Linked DNA regions of Homo sapiens: region 1 is linked to region 2. The links are chromatin loops, found by intact Hi-C in ENCODE. Cell type or tissue: A673. All regions are shown on one strand. Links, peaks and the distances in the headings refer to the core of each region. The heading gives the core; the rest is flanking DNA. Region 1 overlaps NLGN4X (neuroligin 4 X-linked). Region 2 overlaps NLGN4X (neuroligin 4 X-linked).

What was found. Hi-C counts contacts between places; a loop is a spot of excess contacts. Peaks named below come from ENCODE experiments on the same cell type or tissue, not always from the same donor. Only the 100,000 strongest peaks of a DNase experiment are listed, where the experiment ranks them.
Region 1: it touches region 2 in a loop (5-fold over the local background); 1 of 110 quality-filtered maps calls a loop at or near these places.

Annotation. Positions count from the first base shown.
Region 1 is chrX:5,932,333-5,940,332 of GRCh38, forward strand. All of the region lies in intron 3 of NLGN4X (neuroligin 4 X-linked), which reads right to left. Among named protein-coding and RNA genes, the nearest start is that of LINC03070, 210 kb to the left of the region's middle. In A673, for the core only: no CTCF peak of the experiment used is centred there; a DNase peak (open chromatin) is centred at 4,279; H3K27ac peaks cover 762 bases.
Region 2 is chrX:5,880,651-5,892,137 of GRCh38, forward strand. It overlaps NLGN4X (neuroligin 4 X-linked), which reads right to left. Exons shown (of 6, transcript NM_181332.3): 6 at 9,392-11,487. Among named protein-coding and RNA genes, the nearest start is that of LINC03070, 160 kb to the left of the region's middle. In A673, for the core only: no CTCF peak of the experiment used is centred there; no DNase peak of the experiment used is centred there.

The DNA of each region.
Region 1 (8,000 bases), core at 1-8,000, 48 kb after region 2:
GTAATTACAAACCAGAGTGATGGATGAGTTTCCACTCACCTAAGGAGAACACAGGCTAAATGTTTAACAAAGAGCTATATACCTGAACATTTACAAAGGTACCAAACGCTCTCTCTCAACAGAAAAAAAAATTCTTCTACGTTAAATATAATGATTGGAACAGATCAATGAAGAAATTACAATAGACAAAATAAATATATTCGATCACCTAAGGGAATATATTTCAAATAGGAGATTATAATAAGAAGTAAAAGAGAACTTGGTAAATATAGTAGGTATAGAATAAATAATAGTAAAGATGAACAAGAACCTAATAGTTAAGATAAATCATAGAATGAATTACCAAATTGGAAGATCAGATGGAAGAAATTCCCAGAAAGCATCAGGAAAGAATAAAGGAGAGAAAGGCATCCTTGGAAAAATGGATGACTTTGTTAGAGATACCAGGATCAGGTAACAGAAAGAGAAAAAAAAATACAGAGGAAGAACTAAGTTGATGAAAGAATGAAAATACACTTGAAACAAACAAAAAGAACAAAAACCTTATTTTGAATGGGCTCAAAGAGTGCCCTGAATAGATATATTACTAAGAAATTTAAGAACATCAAAGACAAACAGAAAATTCTAATAGCCTTCAGAGAGAAAAATGGGTGAGCTATGAATGAATAGGAATCAGATTGACATCAAACTTCCCAGTCATAGCACAAGACATTAGCAGACACAGGAGTCATATTTGAAAGTTTGAAGAAAAATAACTCTGAATTTAAAAAAATTTAATACTATAGGCCAAGTTAAAAAAAAAGATCAAAAAGAGATTCAATCATTTTGCTAAGCAAAGATTTAAAGACTGAAAATTATCTTTGAGAAAATACTTATCAAAGAATATAACTAATTTGGTAAGAATTCTGAAAAATATATGAAATGCAAGCACAACCAATAACTATAATTTCTATTTGGCTAAAATGGGTAGAAAAAGGAAGACAAAAATCATATATGGATAATAGCCCAGAACTTAAATTCTTGGAAATATCTACTTAAATAGCACTAGGGGTGGGACTAAAAAAGATGCATGTTTGAAAAAAGTTTATCTTGTTAGAAATTCCCAGATCTGTCAATGAATTCCTTGATGTATTCTATATATTTTTGATTTTCATATAGAAATTGAACAAAATTGGTATAAACCAATATTATGTTGTTAAATTTATAAAAACAACTGGGAAAAATAAACAGCATTCCCTGTGATCAGTTATGGTTAACCATAGTAAGGATAAAAAATAGATAACAGAGTTTTAAATAACTATGTATTTAAATATCTATTAAATGACAGGTAGAAACTTATGTTTTCAAAAACAAAATGTACAGTTACGCTTATCCTGAAGTAACTAAATTGAACATATAAAACAAGATGGCAGAAATAAGCATCGGTAAAATTAACGTTCAACAAACATAAATGGTTTAAACTCATGAATTTAAAAAAATTTCCAGACAATCTCATGTTTGTAACAAAACCTAAGATGAAGAATGCATCCAACTCAAGAGACAAATTTAAACCCAAAAGATATAGAAAGACTAAAATTATCAAGAATATAAAAAATGCAAGCATAAATAAGACCTAAAATGCTGATATGGAAATCCTAATAGCTCAAAAACTAGAACATAGGAACATAATATTATAAGAAGAAGAAAGATGTCTATGCCTCTTGACCAAAATTCCCCCATGAACCCAACTTCCAGTCCCTGACAACCATGAGTCTACTCTCTGTTTCTCTGAGTTTGACTTCTTTAGATTCCACATATAATTGAGATCATGCAGTGTTTACCTTTCTGTGCCTGGCTTATTTCACTTAACATAATGTCCTCCAGGTACATCCATCTTGTCACAAATTACATGAATTCCTTCTTATTTCCTTCTTTTTTAAGGCTGAAGAATAGTTCATTGTGTGTGCTTATATATTCACAATATACATCTCAAGTATAACACAGATATGATGAAAATATTAGGTCAAACTTTACATAAAACAGAGAAAACCCCTTGTTTAAAGCATAAGAATAAATACATATGAAAACCTGTAACAATCTGACGATGTTGTAAGATAGAAAGAAAGCTTCCATAAGACTCGAATGATCAATATGACAGGAATTCACCCTATGAATCTAATGTGGTAAAATCAGAAGTTAGTGCAAATAATTAGATTTTAAAAATCTATATGTTGTGATATATTCATCCCTACAGCACCCAGAAAGGAATGCAGCCCTGCCAATCTCTTGATTTCAGCCATGGGAGACCCTAAGAAGAGGACCAAGCTAGGCTCCACTGCACCAGGATTTCTGACCTACAGATCCCTGATGTAATAAATGGCTATTCGTTTATGCTGCTAAATTTCTCATAATTTGTTATGACAGTTTAGCAAAATGTATATAGCAGACAGACAAATGCAGAAAGGGAACATAATAGAGTGATAACAGACATGTGCAGACATACAAACATGTTTTTCTTCATATATACAAGAAGTCAATATGTAATGTAGTCCACAAATCAAGGAGGAAATAAATGATGGTTTTAAGTACAACAAAGAAATAATCTGTCCAAGGTGGACTGAATGGCAAGTCTACCACCTATTAATGAATGAATAATTTGTGTTTTTATATGAACTCTCCCAGAAAGCATAAACAAATGTTCTCTTACTCTTTCTACACAGCTACTATTAGTCGATGCTAAAACCAGGGAAGCTCAACAAAGAAAAATTATAGTCTATCTTGTTTTGTACAGAGATAGAAAAAAATGATTAATATCTAACAACAAATACAAAAACAGTATTAAAGAAGATACTGAATATCAAGCTAAGTTTAACATTTGAAAGTTAAGTTATTTAATTTGCTACATGAAAAAATTAAATGCAAAGCAAGGATAATCTTACAAGATAAAGAAAAATGCCTTGAACCAATTTATGATTGTATGTTATCAAATTAAGGAAAGAAATAAACATTTCTTTATCTGAAAATGGTAGTTTATTTATATCTTACTTCAAACATTATACATAATGATACAACATTGGAAGCCTTTTGTCTAAAGAGAGAACAAATCAAAGACAGCTAATTTCATTTCTATTCAATTTTGGATTCAGTGCAGTGAATGCAGAGAGGACAGGGAACTCTGATACTGTTCTTGGGTGAATAAAACTGTCCAACCACTTAAACAGTTTTTAACCTGAGAGTGTATATCCAAATATGCACATAAAATATGGTCCAGTAAATACATTTCTAGTTGGAGAAACTTCTGCATTTTTTTTCAACAAGAGACACGCACAGAATCCTAATAGCTGAACTCTTTACATAAGGCCAATTCAAATTTCCAGCTTCTGAAAGAGTTAAATATCTTGTGGTATAACCATCGGGTGAGGTTCCATATATCAGTGAACACAAATAAACTACAGCTCCAAGCATCTTCATGGTTAAAATCAAAAACATACTATTCAATGAAAAGGGAAATGCCAGGTCAAGAAGAACATAGGATGATCCTATTTATAAAAGATCAAAAGCAGAGCGAACAATATATTCTTTGGGTTATGCTGGTCATGACAATTTTGCAGAAATAAAACTTAATAAAAGAAGGAAATAATGAATCAGATTCACAAAAGTGGTTATCCTTAGGACAGGTCCAAAGAAATACAATTTATAAAAGGAACTGAGGGGAATCCCAAAATCTTCGTGTTCTAATCTTAATTTGTGCACAGAAGGATGTTCATTTAATTCTTCACATCCATGTTATGAAACATTATCTGATAAGAAAAAACAAAAATAAATGATTAAAATTGTCTATGGAAGTTGGAAGCAGAACTGCACAAAACAGCTTGAGGTATAAAAAAATGATACATCCTTGCAGTAATTTTAGGTAAAATCCAGCAGTTTAACAACGGGAGTGATTACTAACCTTAAAATTTCTAATCCTACGAAACCCAGGAATTTAAGTTTGTGGTCAAATACCAGATAAACATTAAAATAATTGTTTATCTGGAATGAAGAAAATTATACGTGTTCTAATTTTTCCCAGTCTTGTGCTAAGAGATCTTTCATTAACTGGAACAAATTAATCTAAATAATTAAGTCTCAATATTTATAAAGGCATTTTATTAAAATGGTTTTTAAAACTAATGTTCTACCATTCTCAGTTGCTGTGCCTGGAGAAATTATTACTGATTATAAATTTTACTGGTGGTTTCCAGACAGGAATGAACACGTGGGAGTTGTTTTGCAAGAAAGTTCCCAGCTACGTCCCCTGAGAGTTCTGATGTATTGGCTATGTTACTGGAATTGGTACATAGTAATTACTCAAATTGCACGCACAGCTAAGAGACGTGATAAAGCTTCTAAAGGAGTTCCCTCGTGTATACAAAACTATTTTAACAGCAGCACACATTATTTTAACACAGAGAAGCAAAACTCTTTTTCAAAAGAGAACTGCCTTTCAGAGAATTATTTGTTAAATCACGAGTGGCAGAGGGTGAAATCCAAAAACAAGAAGTGATGGTGAATCTGCTCTAGCCGATCAGTGGAGCTGAGAGTTGTAGCATCCAGAAGAATATTTCATGTTAGGATAGCCAAAAGGTAGTCAGCAAAAGGGCGAGATGTTTAATTTAAAAGGTTTATTTTTCCCTCTTATCCCATAGGATAAAATGCCCCCAAGTTTCTCCCCAAATCCTCAGTTAAATCTAATAAACACCTCTCTCTCTCTCTTACACATAGTTGAATGAATTTTTTTTTTAAGCAGGGTCTCACTCTGTTGCCCAGGCTGGAGTGTAGTGGCATGATCACAGCTCACTGCAGCCTCAAACTCCTGGGATCAGGTATCCTCCAGCCTCAGCCTCCCAAGCAGCCAGGACTACAGGCAGGTGGTACCACACCCAGCTAATTTTTTTCTATTTTTTGTAGAGACAGGATTTAACCATTTGGCCAGGCTGGTCTTGAACACCTGGGCTCAAGCGATCCTCCCACTTCGACCTCCCAAAGTGCCTAACCTTGAGTGGATTTCTGAATTGAGAAGTGACCCAGTCTTTCATGTTGATATCTGAGGTGGAAAACACATCATCTATAAAGGACAATAGGTAAGACGGGCTCCAAAAATAACCATATTAACCTGAGTCATCACCCATCCTCTGAAAGTAATCGGCGGACATGTTTGGACAGGGTTTGGACTTCCAGAGCGACTAAAGTTCACATTTGAGTCTAGATTATTTCTTTATTTACCTTATTTCTTTATTACATTCATTATGAGGATGCCAATTCCATAGTCAGGGATTCCAGAAGCAGGGATCTGGGATGCTTTTGCTTACGGCTGCCTCCAGGAACCCAAAATGGTCCCTGGTGCACTGCTGGTACAAGTAACTATTGGTTGGATGAACACATTTTCAGGGATAGGGAAACCCACATTATCTCAACATAATACAATTTTGTGGCTGGAAATATCACAATTCCAACCACATGTATTTCACCCTGAAGTCTGTACAAACAGAGATTATGGATGAAAGTTTCAACATCTTGTTCTCTAATGGTTGCATCCTTTTTTCCCAAAAATACGTTGGAGATTTTGTCCAAGTCTGTGGTGTCCATAGTGGCTGCAGGGCTGCAAACACCACATCTACCCTACGGGACTAAGAGACTCAAATCCCCAACTTTAGAATAGGGATAGGTTTTGTATTCAGATTTGTAATTGGGTAGGGTCAGGGTTTGGGTTCAAGTTCAGGTTTGGGTAACGATTCAGAACAAAAAAGATTTTGAGTGTGTGTATACATTTTAGTCCAGGCTGGGATCTCACAGTCAGGAGTCAAGGAGAAAAATAAAGATCAAAGGTCAAGGGTTAGGATAGCTTTCAGGTATGGAGGAAGGTTCATGTTAGGATTTGGGTTCAAGTTCAGGTTGTGGTATGGTTAGATCACTAATTGAATGTCAGGGTAGGAGCAAAGTTCAATGTTATGATCAAGGGATTATATTCATTATTAGGGACAGTGATCAAAAGTCAAGATTAGGATCAAAGGCCATGGGTCGGAGAATTTGGGGGATGCCTTCAGTGTTCAGATCAGGGGTCAAGAGTCAAGGGCTACTGGCAAAAGTTAAGGGTAAGTTCAAAGGTTTACATTAAAGTTAGATTAGGTGTTCGGTTGGCTTTGCTTTTGAGTTTAGAATTGAGTTCTTTTTCAAAGTTGGGTAGGATTAGGTTTCATATCCAGTCACTAGTTAGGGTTTGGGTTCAAATTTGGGTTCAATTTCTCATTCTCTGTTCAGGGTTATGGGTTAACTCAACGGTCAAGAAGCAATGGTCAAAGGCCATGGGTTAGTTTAAAGCGTTCAATTCTGTTTAGGGTCAGTATTAGGTTTAGAGTTAGAACACTACATGGGACCCTTATCACTTTCACCTTTATGATAGAAAATCATAATCAGAAAAACACAAGGAGAAGGGAAAACTTAATAATCTATGCATATTTTTAGGAGACATAACAGTTGAAATATATCAGTAATTAATAATTATTATAATAAGCTTCAATGTGGCACAGGGATATTTTTAGCACAAAAGATATTAACCCTAGACAATCCCAATCTGAGCTACAGAGATTATGTGTGTTTGTATTTGTGTGTGTGCGTGTGTGTGTGTGTGTGTGTGTGTGTGTACTTCATACCACTGATGTCGAAGCTTGGTTTTGCATTATCCAGCTCACTCATGTGGAGACACTATTGGATGAGGATGGATGCATGTCACAGATTTAGCCACCTCTACGAATGGGAAACATATAGATTGAAGATAGTTCCCAGCAGACATTCCATCTGCATGGAGAAGGGAACAGAAAGAGGAGTACCTCAGCCATAGAGCTCTGGGGGTTTGCAGGATGGGAACAGTCTGATAGGAAATTTGTAAAACACTGCATGTGGAGGGAGGGAGAATGCAAACATATTTAATATAATAAATGTCTAAATGCTTAAATTTTGGAAGTGGAAAAATAGAGAGATGGTGAAAAATCAAATCACTCAGATGGGGCAAACACACACACACAGAAGCAGATGCACACACACACATACACATCTCTTTGGCTCCAAGTGGTCTGGTTTAGGGTTAATGCTAATGTGCACTCTTAGCTACAAAGAGGACATGACATTTGAATTCCATCAAATAAATTGGCTGAATTACTATATTATAAAGTGTCCATTCCATGATTCCTTTTCTGCTCAAAAAAAATGTTTTACTAACCCTTCCCATTCTAAACTGATTTTATGGTTCATATCTTTCCATATTTTTGTCTTATAAAAATATGTGTAAGATATTAAGCTTTCCCTTTTCCAAGCATCTTTCAAATTATGATTTTCAGTCATAACAAAGAAAAGAGATAAGGGTCCCATGTAGTATTCTCAGTTCCCAGTTATGTTCCAGAATTAAAATAACACAAGAAAAAAATAAAAATGTCAGGAAGAAACACCTAAAATAATGTGGTTTACTTAGCAACACTAAGTCTTCAGGATGTGGTGTATCCGCAAATTGCCCTATTTTTAACTACCTGGAGGTTCTTTCTGCGTAGATGTTAATTTTTTAAACTATTTTCTGGACCTAAATGTCTTGCCAAGGTAAAACAGCATTTAAATACTGATGAGAGCCCAGACTCACCTGAGAATGGGCAAGAACGTGTGGAAAAATACAAAATGTCATCTCATCACTTTTAGTGCCTCAGCTCAGCCATCTGCAAGGCTACTGAGATCACACTGTTGCATATTAAATATGCTGGGATACATTATTTCTCATGCATTTCTTATCCAGTACTAGAAACCACATTTCATCACGGAAAAAAAAAAAGAAAACAAAAACTAATTTCTGATACTGGCTTATTGAAATAAAGCCATTATTTTCCAGGACTAAATCAGTGCCTATAACTTTATTTTAAATGTATACTATCCCTTAAACCACTGGCAGATTTAAAAGACACTTCATATCTTATAACTACATTTTTCTTAAAATTTGT
Region 2 (11,487 bases), core at 3,323-11,322:
AGTTTCTCTCCTCCTACGGGACGGAAACAAGGCATACTCTGCTATTTCTGTTTTATTCCCACAGGCCCTAGTTGTGCGCTTGCTGTAAAGATGCCAAATGAACAAAGATAATTAATTTTTTTTTTTTAAATTCTGCCAACATGTTAAGCAGAGTTCCTAGAAGTCAGCAGCATAGAGTTATGGCACTTCCTTTCTTCAAATATGACTTAAAAGCAGACTTGAAAATGAATCAGATGACCCTGGATCCTTTGAGATTTTTTATGAGTTGATGACAAATTCTCAAATCTGCAATTTTGTTTTATGTTTAACTGGACCCCGTGGTGCAAGCTGGCCAAACACTCTCTCTGGTGAGCAGATAAGCATATAGAGATTGGGGGTCTCCTGTAGGGTAACTTGAGCTTCCGCTGCTAGTGGAGGAGAATAACCCAAGCCAGCTGATTCTGGTCCTTGGCCAGCAGATGTTTTGCTATTATTTAGATGCATGCTTTCCAGGAGAATGTAACAAAGCCCTTTAGCACAGTTGCAAGCCTTTCCCTTCCCAGGTTGAGCGTGGATTTATTCCCACTGCTGACAAAGGAAGACTTCACTTATTTATTTTTTATTATCAATGTATGCTCTGGTGGTAAAAATATATGACCTCAAATATGCTGCCTTTATTTACAATTCTTCCAGAAAATGCCTTATCACTTATTCCTCAGCAGACTCATCTTAGGAAAGACCAGCTGTTAATATCATCATCTGTTCCACCAAGAAACAATGCATTTATGCTTCATGTTTCAGGCCAGAAAGTAGTTTCCCCAATTAGCTCAATCCTAAGTAAAGGGTCATTGAGGAGTTGTTATGAGGTGCATTTTCTCCCCTTTCCCCGTTGGGCACAGTACAGATCTCATGGTGTTTGTATTCTCTACAAAATGCGGAGGCTAGCAGCTGGTTTTAGATTCAGATAGTGCATAATACAAACAGGCATTCTGCATAAACATTTCCAATTTAGAAACTATAATTTCCACTGATCTTTTTGTATTGTTGTCTTTGCAATGGGCTGGCGACAAATAGATAATATTTTTCATTTGCACCTAAGAGGTGTTTGTTCAGAACTCAAGCCGCATTAAGCTTTCTGTTGGGTGCTTGTCTTTTCAGAGTGCTGCTGACATGTGTTCATTCCAATAAATTAACTGTCCGCTCCAATCCGAATCAGCTGGTTGAAAGAAGCTACCTTGCTGTTTTTAAACTGGACTTGCTATTAGAAGAAAACAGGTGGGAACTTCCTTGCCTTCATGTCATTTTGACCCTCCATTGGTCTTAGGGAGCAATCACTAAAACCAACTGCAGAATTGGGTTAATAATGAAGTGTACCAGGTACACCCCCCATGCAACTAACTTCTCAGGTGATTTTGTTATTGCAGTTAGGAAATAAACATAAGGATGCTTATCCCAAATGGGATGTGTGATAGAATGAAGAAATTGATCTGAAGCCCAGTGGAGAAAGATGTAGGTGCGATGTTCATGGAATTAGAATATCCAGTGAGACTTGTTTAAAGGAAAACTTGTTTAAAGAAGATTTGTTTAAAGGAAAATGTGCTACGTGGACGGACGAGATGGAATAATCCTATTATCCACTTATTTCTAATTTCTCCTCTCATGTGCCTTTCACCAGAGCTAATGGTATTCTTGGTAAAGTGCTTCAACACCTTGCAGCAACAGGGATAAAATCTAGGGTGAAGAGAAGAGTTGTAAAATCTATGAACATCCAACCAGCTCTTGAGTAATGAATAACTTTTGCGTCGATATTGATGGCTTATCCTGGATTTTTGATTGCAAGGAAAAGAGACTCATCAGACAAAGGTTGCTATGCAGACAACGTGCTCCTGTCATGGGGAATTTTAGGACAACCAGGAATACTCCCTTCCCAGAGAGAACCCTCTTTCTGCATTTCCCTTCCTCTTCCTCTCTGGGGGATACAGTTTCTTCCAGATCATGTTGTCTTGCCTTTCACTTGATCCTGCTTCTACAGCGCTTCCCAATTTCACATTGTCAAATGTCTCTGCCTTCATCTATACTTGAAACACGCCCAGTCTGATTTCCCTTTTTATTTTTATTGTGGGAAGCTGCCATTGATCTATATTACTATCATCATAATAATAATCACCATCATTACTTCTACTGTCATTATTATTTTGTAAGAAAAACATTGAGTTTTTCTTGAATAGCCCACAGACTATATCAATGTAGAAGAGAATGAGAAAAAGGCCAGGCACCGTGGTTCATGCCTGTAATCCTGGCACTTTGTGAGTCCACGGTGGGCGGATCACTTGAGGTCAGGAGTTCAAGACCAGCCTAGCCAACATGGTGAAAACCCATCTCTACTAAAAAATACAAAAATTAGCCAGGCATGGTGGCGTGTCCCTGTAATCCCAGCTACTCGGGAGGCTGAAACGGGAGAATCACTTGAACGTGGGAGGCGGAGGTTGCGGTGAGCCAAGATTGCACCACTGCACTCCACCCTGGGCAACAGAATGAGAATTTGTCTAAAAAAAAGAAAAAAGAAAAGGGAAGAAAATGAGGGGAAAAAGCGTTTAATATTATACACTAAACCTAAGAAACTACTAAACCTAAGAAAGGAAAAAAAATAATAAAATGCAAAAAATGCGTGATCTGCCTCTATATTAAGATAGGAAATAAGTTAAAAAGGGTATGAAATTGAACTATTATCCCAAGTCCTATTAATTCAGGACAACTGCTACAGGGTACAATTGTGTGAACATTTGCCCATCTATGAAGAATAAAACTAGCATAGGCTCAAATTGTACACTATTTATTTGTTAAAGGGATTACTGTGGTATCTGTTCATAGTAATTATATGGTGGATTAATATAATAAAAGTCAAATTTATGCCACTATTTAATAGAAATATTGCATTATGTGGTGCTGATATTTTTGTCAATTTAAATAGGCCGTAAAACATGTCATGGTAAATGGGAGAATTAAATAAAAGGCTTTCTATGGCATCTTGGACTAGACAACAAGATGATAATCCATATGTTCTAGAAGTTTTGGCTGCAAGGTGAATGCTCATTCTATTAAATTACTTTTCATGGAAATCCAAGGTGTCAAAGCTCTGCAGAGGACAGAGGTAACTGTGAGATTTAGTTTACGTGGCTCACAAGTGAATGCCATGTTTCCTCTGAATTGTTTTTACAGTAAACACCTACATCAATAGCATAATTTTGAAGTTGAAGCCCATTGCTTCAAAATGAGAAAAGTCAAAACCATGCATTCCTCTTATTAGCTTAATATTGGAATAATATTTCCAGGGTCCATTTTAGACAATAACTGTCAGCTTGTTCTTGTATTTTAAGAAGGAAATATTAGTATTTTTTCTCCAGCATACATGGATCATAAAAGACTCACATAATTTGGAGTATTTTTGTGCAGACATGCTGTAAATTCTTCCTTGGTCACTCAAGTAATTAATTGAAAATACAAAATGTTAGCCCTCCATATTACAAACTATTTTATATATACGCCTAAATTAAGGGAGACACATCTTAAAACATTAGTTTGTACCTTGTTTCTGCTAGTGCGTAAGATACACTTAATTGAGTTTGTAAAACAATTCCCTGGGTTGGAAGAACAAAGTTAAAACTTGTTATATAATGGGTCCCACTTAGGTTTATGAGAAAATTGTGGCTAAAGGGTATAAACAGTGACCATGTATCCTGCTAAATTTCTTTTTCTCTCAGGAGCAAGCCAGCATATAGAAATTTGGATTTCAGAGGTGGGGAGGGACAGGATGAAAAATACTGCACATTTAAAACTTAAGTATATGAATATATTCACACTTAAATGTATTCCTACTTAAATATTTGATAGATCTCTAAGGTGGAATCACTCTTCCTAAATGACAACATTAAACCAAAGCTGTTGAGTTTGGAGATGGGGATCTGCCCTGTGTCTGCCGCTGAACGTTCTTTTAGTGGTATCCGAGGACAGAGGAAGGAGATTCTGAAGCAGTCAGGTAGGGAGATAACGGTTTCTTCCATTGCCCAAGTCTGGAGAAAAGGGGTTTTGTCTGTGGTCTGATGGGGACGACACAATGCATTGGGGATGGTGGGGTGATGATAATAGCCACATATTTCACAAAGTGTGTGCACTGGTCACACAGGTTAGGCAGTCCATGGACATCGCTGGTTAGGAGCAGATGTCCTGGGGTTGTTCATCTCATTCAAAGAGTGCTGCTTTTGAAAGCCAGTCCTATTTAATGCATTTTGGTGTACATTCTATAGCAATCCAAGCCTGCTTTCTCCTATGCTAAGCATTATTCACAATGTTTCCGTGGGCACCTGTATCTCCTTTGTGCTCTCTAACCTTAATCTTCTAAGTTCCATGCGCTCTCTATGTGCATTCAGGTGAGATGCAGGCACAACAAGGGTTTTAAGGCGCCATTTCAGCAAAAATGAGCACAGAGAAAAACAAATCACAAGTAAAGTAAAATCACAGGTAAAACTGAGAAACTGTTTTAAACGGGCACTCTACAAAATCTATAAGCACTCTGAATCTACTCTGTTTATGAGTGCATATATGTGTGTCTGTGTGTGTACATGATGAGTTTTAAGATTTAAAGCTATCGTTGTTCTCAAGACATGGAGAGATTAGTTTTTTTCTTCCCCAAAATGTCTACAGGGAGGCATATATTTCTCCAACAACTGTGTGTGTTAGAGAATAGTTGACAAGCACATGCTTTTAAAAGCAAAACGATATGATTGCGATCACTAGATATTTTATGTTCTAAGACTGCAACCTTGAGCAATTCATTTAATCTTCTGTACCCCACTTTCCTCGTATGTAAAATGAGACAGTCTACACCCTGGGACTGGTAAAAGGATTAAATGAGGTAATGCATATAACCTATGCAGAACAACACATTTTGATGATTATTTGAAAGTTTTAAAACAAGTCATTGCTCTGTAAATGGTTGACTCAATGCTTTTCGAAAATCTCTTAAGCATTTGTTTGAAAAGTTTGTCTGTATGTAATGCACATCCTTATGAACTGTTACATTCTTTTCTATTATTATAATTTGAAAACTGTAATTGCTCTACTAGAAATAACACCTGAAGCCCAATAACACAGGCAGCCCAAGCATGTTAGTTTGAAAGCTGTGTTCATAATGTATATCCTCATAGAAAGAGATGTTGCATAAAAACGAAGCTAATACCTGAGCCCACAAAAAATTGATTCGGCCAGTTGTACCACTGAAGCATAATAATGGTTCTAATATTCAAAATTAGGCATCGTTTGATTTCTCAGTTTTTATTGGAATTTTTAGGGTTATATTTTGGGGTGCCAGAAATACATCTCCCCATTTCCTTTCTTCTGAGTCCAAGGCCCTGTGTTTAGAGCCTGGGGCTGAGAAAGATTTTTCTTTTGGGTATCCTTCCAGCTGTGGCTGTTGGCAATTTGTCTTAGTCTCCAAAGACTCCCTATCCAGCCTGTTTAGGAACCAGTGACCTCAAGAACTAGTCTGAACCTTCACCTTTAATAAATGTCACCTGTTAATTCCAGGTAAGGTTTTCCCCTGGCTAATTTATCTCATTTTCCCTAATTCTCTTGCCTCTAGAGGAAACAGGATTATTTGTGGGTGTTCTAAGTATTTACACGGATGGTCATTTTAGAGAAGGGTAGAGTTTCCGTGGACTTTTTCCTGTATCCCCATTTCTTTCAATATAATAATGAGAATTTGCAGAGGAAGTGTCACTTTCACTTCCTTAGCATAACCTAGATTTTTTTTGAACCAGGTGGCCTGAGAGATGGGACATATGAGTACATATTCTGGAAGTTCTGAGAAAGAACAAAAGAAACAGCCCTCATATCTGGCTGCTGGAACTAGCCTGCTAATTAATGGCTAAGTCAAGGTGCATCCGGCTGCACATAAAAATAATTGAAAGAACTTCAACATCAGAAGAAGGCAGCCCACAGCCAGCACGGGATGAGACAGAAACATGAACAATTTGTAACCACTAATAACGACCCCAAATCCCCTTCTCTTCCACTGCTTATTTTTACTGAAGACAATGCTAGTCATGCTCTGGTCCTGTCACTTTCTGGCTAAAGGTTATTGACATCCCCATTATCCTGATAGCAACTAATCCAGGAACAAGTTCTTGCCCCTCTTAGCACTTCTAAAACAACCCAGTCTAAGCCCAAACCCTTGACCAGCCCGTCTGAACCCCTCTCCAAGGTAGCTCATCATTCTCCTTGTATGCCCTCCCTCTGTTGAAACAAGTTCCTAAACCCAAGCTTAACTTCAGATGCGGTTCCAGGTGGTATTTGATGACTGCGCCTAATCAGTTCTGGTACATGCAGCTATAAAATGATGCAATGTTTTTATTGTTTTTTTTTTTTTTTTTTGCTTTCTTATTATCACTATCGCCATCACCCTTGAAAAGAGGACAGTCATTAATTTCTCAAACAGATTGCTCTGCCTCCTTAATGCTTTCCTTGCATCCAGAGCCCTCTCACTCTGATACAAACTATGCTCACGGTTACTTCTAAAGTGGACAGTTCTCCATCCTTTGCAACCTAAAAGAGTTGGGGTTAGTTGAGGACCAGCAACATGTGCACCACTTTGAGAGCTCGTTGGAAATGCAGACACAGGTTCACCAAACCACAATTGAATAAGGATCTGCACTTTAAGCAGATGTCCTACATGTTCCTAAGAACGTGAATTTTTGAGAATTACTGCTAAATGTCCCAGCTACACTCATACACCAATTTGGTGCAATCATTTGGCGTCTCCCTGACTTTGGGACAAAGCCCAAACTCCCTGCCTTGCCTCTGGAGGTTTTTTATCAGCCAGTTTCTTTCTGCCTCGTATTTCGCACCTTTCTAAAAAATACCTTGTATTTTTTTACCCATGATGCAGGAGCATGGTTTCCCAACTTCCTCTGTCTTCTCACTTCAAAGGTGTGGAATTCTATCTTCCCCACAACACACCACCCACTGTCATTTTTTCTACGGAGTTGGAAAGATCTGGCTTAGGTTTCTTCAGACAGAATACGTTCCCAACCTTCCCAGACTAGGTTAAGAGCAGTGTCCAGACATTTCTTAGCACCACGTATTAGCATGGGTGCCATCTCCATCTCCAGCACCCCCTGCCTCTCCTTGCTTCTGTGTTTCTCTGCCTTCCCCTTGAGTTTTATGGTGTGAGAAGTTTTTTCTTCAATTTTAACACCAGCCCAGCACAGGGCCTGGGACAGTGGAGATATTCAGTAAAGGTTTGTTGAATGAATTAATGAATGCATATATTTTTTAGCATTCCTTGGGTTATTCACAATGAACAAGAATGCATAAAATAGTCAAAACAAGAGTGATTCTCCCTCCAGCTGAAATTTGCTAAAAATTCGACTTTGAATGCCTGAAGATGACAATAAGTATAAGTATATATGTATGTGTGTATATACATGTGTTTATATGTGTGTTTAATGCAAATGCCATTCTTAGAGATTTAAGTGCATGCATATCTATGAATATATCTATGTACATTATGTATCTGTATATATGTATGTGTGTCTAGGTGTGTGTATATTCAGTAATGGCCCTTTTCCAAGGGGGATGTGTTCAAAACTCAGTGGATACCTGAAACCACAGATAGTACCAAACCCTTTATATACTATGTATTTTATTATATGTACACACTTTTGATAAAGTTCATAAATTAGAGGCAGTAAGAGATGAACAATAACTAATAAAAGAGAACATTTATAACAATATACTGTCATAAAAGTTACGTGAGTGTGGCCTCTTTCAAAATATCTCATTGAACTGTACTCACATATTTTTACACCACAGTTGTCCACAGTACCTGAAACTGCAGAATGTGATTGCACAGATAAAGAGAACTAATGTATTTTCTATGTATATATACACACACACACACACACACACACACACACCCAGGAATATATATATGAGCACATTAAATATGTTGTGTGTGGATATACGAGTGTGTGTGCACATATATATGAGTGTGTGTATATTTATGTTTAACGGAATTGGCATCTTCAGGAATTTAAGTATGTGATATCTATGTATATATTTACATGTGTAACATATATATGCATATATGCATGTGTGCATATACAGTGTATGTAATGTATACATGCACAGTCACGCATCGCTTAACAATAGGGATCAATTCTGAGAAATGTATCGTTAGGTGATTTCATCATTGTGCAAACATCATGTAGTGTACTTACACAAACCTCGAGGTGCAGCCTACAGTACCCCTAGGCTCTATGGTATAGCCTAGTGCTTCCAGACTACAAACCTCTACAGCGTGTGACTGGAGAGAAGACCCTAGGCAACTGTAACACAATGATGAGCATTTGTGTATCTAAACATATCTAAACATAGAAAAGGCACAAGAAAAATGTTATTATAATCTCTTGAGATTGTCATCATGTTATTTGCATTTGTCCAAAATGTTATTATGCTGTGCATGACTCTATACATAATGCATATATAGGATATGTACATGTATATACATATATAATGTACACATAAATGTACATATATGTGTATGTGTGTCTATGTATTTCTCCTGTGTGCCTTCACAACACGATTGAGACAAACAACATCTGAAGAATTTAGGAGTTCACATATGTCAGAGAGTCCAAGTCCTTGCTATCTTTCTTTATCTGATACTTAGCTAGGATTATCACAACATGCAGGGCCTTGGCTTACAAGTGTTTGCCATATAACTTCTTGGTGAAAAGATTTTGGCTATGAGGATATACTATCCTGTTATCCATCAAGTTCTCCTGTCGAATAGGGGCTAGTTTCCTCTGAACATATTCCATTATGAAAGGGGAGCAATGCAGGTGCGTGCCCCTTAGGGCTACTGCGAATGTCAAATAAGATCGTGATGGTTGGATGCACAGGAAGGAATTGACAAATGAGCTCCCATTGGTATGATAGTGATTTTCTGCCTCTTGAGTTTCATTCGGTAGAATTTCTTGCTGTCACTTGCAGGCTTACTCACCTAAGGCTATTTGAAAGTGTTTTGTTGACCACAAATCAAAACACAGTGACGCAAGAAGGCACAGTGGTAGAAATAACAAATCCAAACACTCCGTTTCAGACAGTGTCACCTGAGGAGCTTCACCAAACAGGGCTTGGTTTTCCAAAATCAGGCCAGCAGAGCCTCCTCAACTGTGCAGCTGGCCAAAGCTAAAGAAACTATCCCATTACCAAATGTATTTATCTATTTGTAGCCTATGTCAGGCGCATCACTTAGTTTTTACAAAGAAAAAGACATTCAAAGAACAACAAAAGTAAATAAAACACGCCACCTACCAAGAAAGAATGGACGCATAATTATTTGCACAAAGCATTAGAAAATACTGTGATATTTTATTATTAAAAATGCTGCTGAAAAGTTTATACATATGTGTCCGGCCATATATATCTTCTATCATTACTTAAGGCAAAATAAAAAACAAAACTGCAAAATAATAACCCAAGGAACCATTAAACCCTGCGTGCCTTTGAAGATCAAGAGTAAAAGCCTAGGACAGGATTTTTTTTTTTCTTACTTTTTTCTCATTTTTTTTCTTTTTTCTCTTTTTTATAGATAGCAAGTATATTTTTTCTCATAGAACTCTATGAAGATTCTATAACTTCTTTCCATGTAGAAATAAGATATCATTTAAGATGTACTAAAATCACTTTTGATCATAATCCCCTGTAAAAGCTAAAGTTATTCACTTAACAGGAACTCTGTTTTTCCTTATTCAAATGTCACAAGCCTGACGCGTTACTGTACATATTGCTAGCAGGAGACAACTGGAAATACTAAACAAATACTGGAATTCACATTACAGACAGACGAAACCAACATGGATGCCACACATAACTTCCTTTGTAGTTTCACAGAGAGCCTATTTGTGGTTGCTCAGGTGGGGTCATACATTGCTTGCAGAAATGGCCTGATCATAGCTCTATGAAACAATGAATTCGGAATGAAATCTTACCATGACACCTCTCTGTAGGAAAGAAATGTTGCTTCACGTGTGCTAAGTTGAGATAATAATATTTCACATATTTATATACAGAGAATCACTCTCAAATTTAACCCAAGATAAGCAATAGGATTTGGGGGTGACTTGTACGCATTTCTAAAAACACTTTTCTTTTTTCTAGAGGTCACTCTCAAACACTGATATATCACTATAGTTTGAGTGTAGGGATTCAGTAATCAAAGGTTGTTATTGCAAAAGAGCCAGGCAGCTGGACAATTTTTATGGGGAATGTCCACTTTAGCGGAGAGATTTAAGACTGGATTTCTAGAATAACCCACAATGGAGCCGAGGAACATGATCTTCAAATATCTTTGGCTACTGTTTCTTGGTAATGCAATAATTTTTCAAAAAAGTATCCATTGCTACTATGTTTCCTTCCACCTTATAACACTCAAAACTTTCCTGAAAAATGAGAAGAGAAATGAAAAAATGACAAGCTGTTGGAAAGACAAATCTCTGATCCCTAGGTCACCAATTTAAAATGGGTGAATAATTTCCATTCAATGTCTTCTCAGTGAAGTTATCCTAATTTCCCAGAAAACCCATGCAAAGCAGTTTTAATATTCTATCCTTTCTTCCCCCATTCTTCTATAATATTCACCGTTTGGTGACCGGATACACAAATCCACAAAAAGTGATGTTTTCAGACAATCATATGTTTGATCCCATAAATGATATAAAAGATTTTTAAAAACCTGCTTACTGATAAATAAGGGACCGAGTGCTTAAACAAAAAGGAAAGACACATGTCTTCCTTCAATCTGATTAGCTAAGCTGAGCAGGTACTTCATCGGCCAAACCCTCCCGCAGCTGCTAGGGAACACAGAGCCGTATTTACTCCAAGGGGCATAGCCCCACCAAAGGCAAGCTTTCTTCTTTTTTTGGCAGGGCCCTGAAATGGGAAGCAACTCTTCCTAAACATATTCAAAGGGCCAGAGCTACAGAACGGGACTTGTATTTTTGTTTCTCCCTACTGATTCTTTGTGTGTGCATGTCTCTAATTTAACAAGCTGTAAATACACTCCACTTTGGGGACCCATCTCTGTACTGCAATTTCATGAAGGCTAACACGTACAAGTCAAAAGTTTTTCAAAACAGTGGTCTCCTAAGAATGCTCTTGCATGCACCTGTGCAACCTGACGGGGGAAATAGGCCACACAGACCGTCTGGGTCTTCTGTGGGACATCACATCCTCCTACAAATGAGAATCTCATGTAAGAAAATCCCATGTCTTTGTTTACCACAAGTAATTAAGAAGAAAAGCCTCTTTTGTTGGGGAGGAAACAGAGGTGATATGACTAATGTGTGTGTGTGTGTGTATATATATATATATTTATATACGTACAGAGCACAATGAAAAGCACAACCTTGCTAAAAGCTCTTTCAAAGTGAAAACACCAATAAAAGC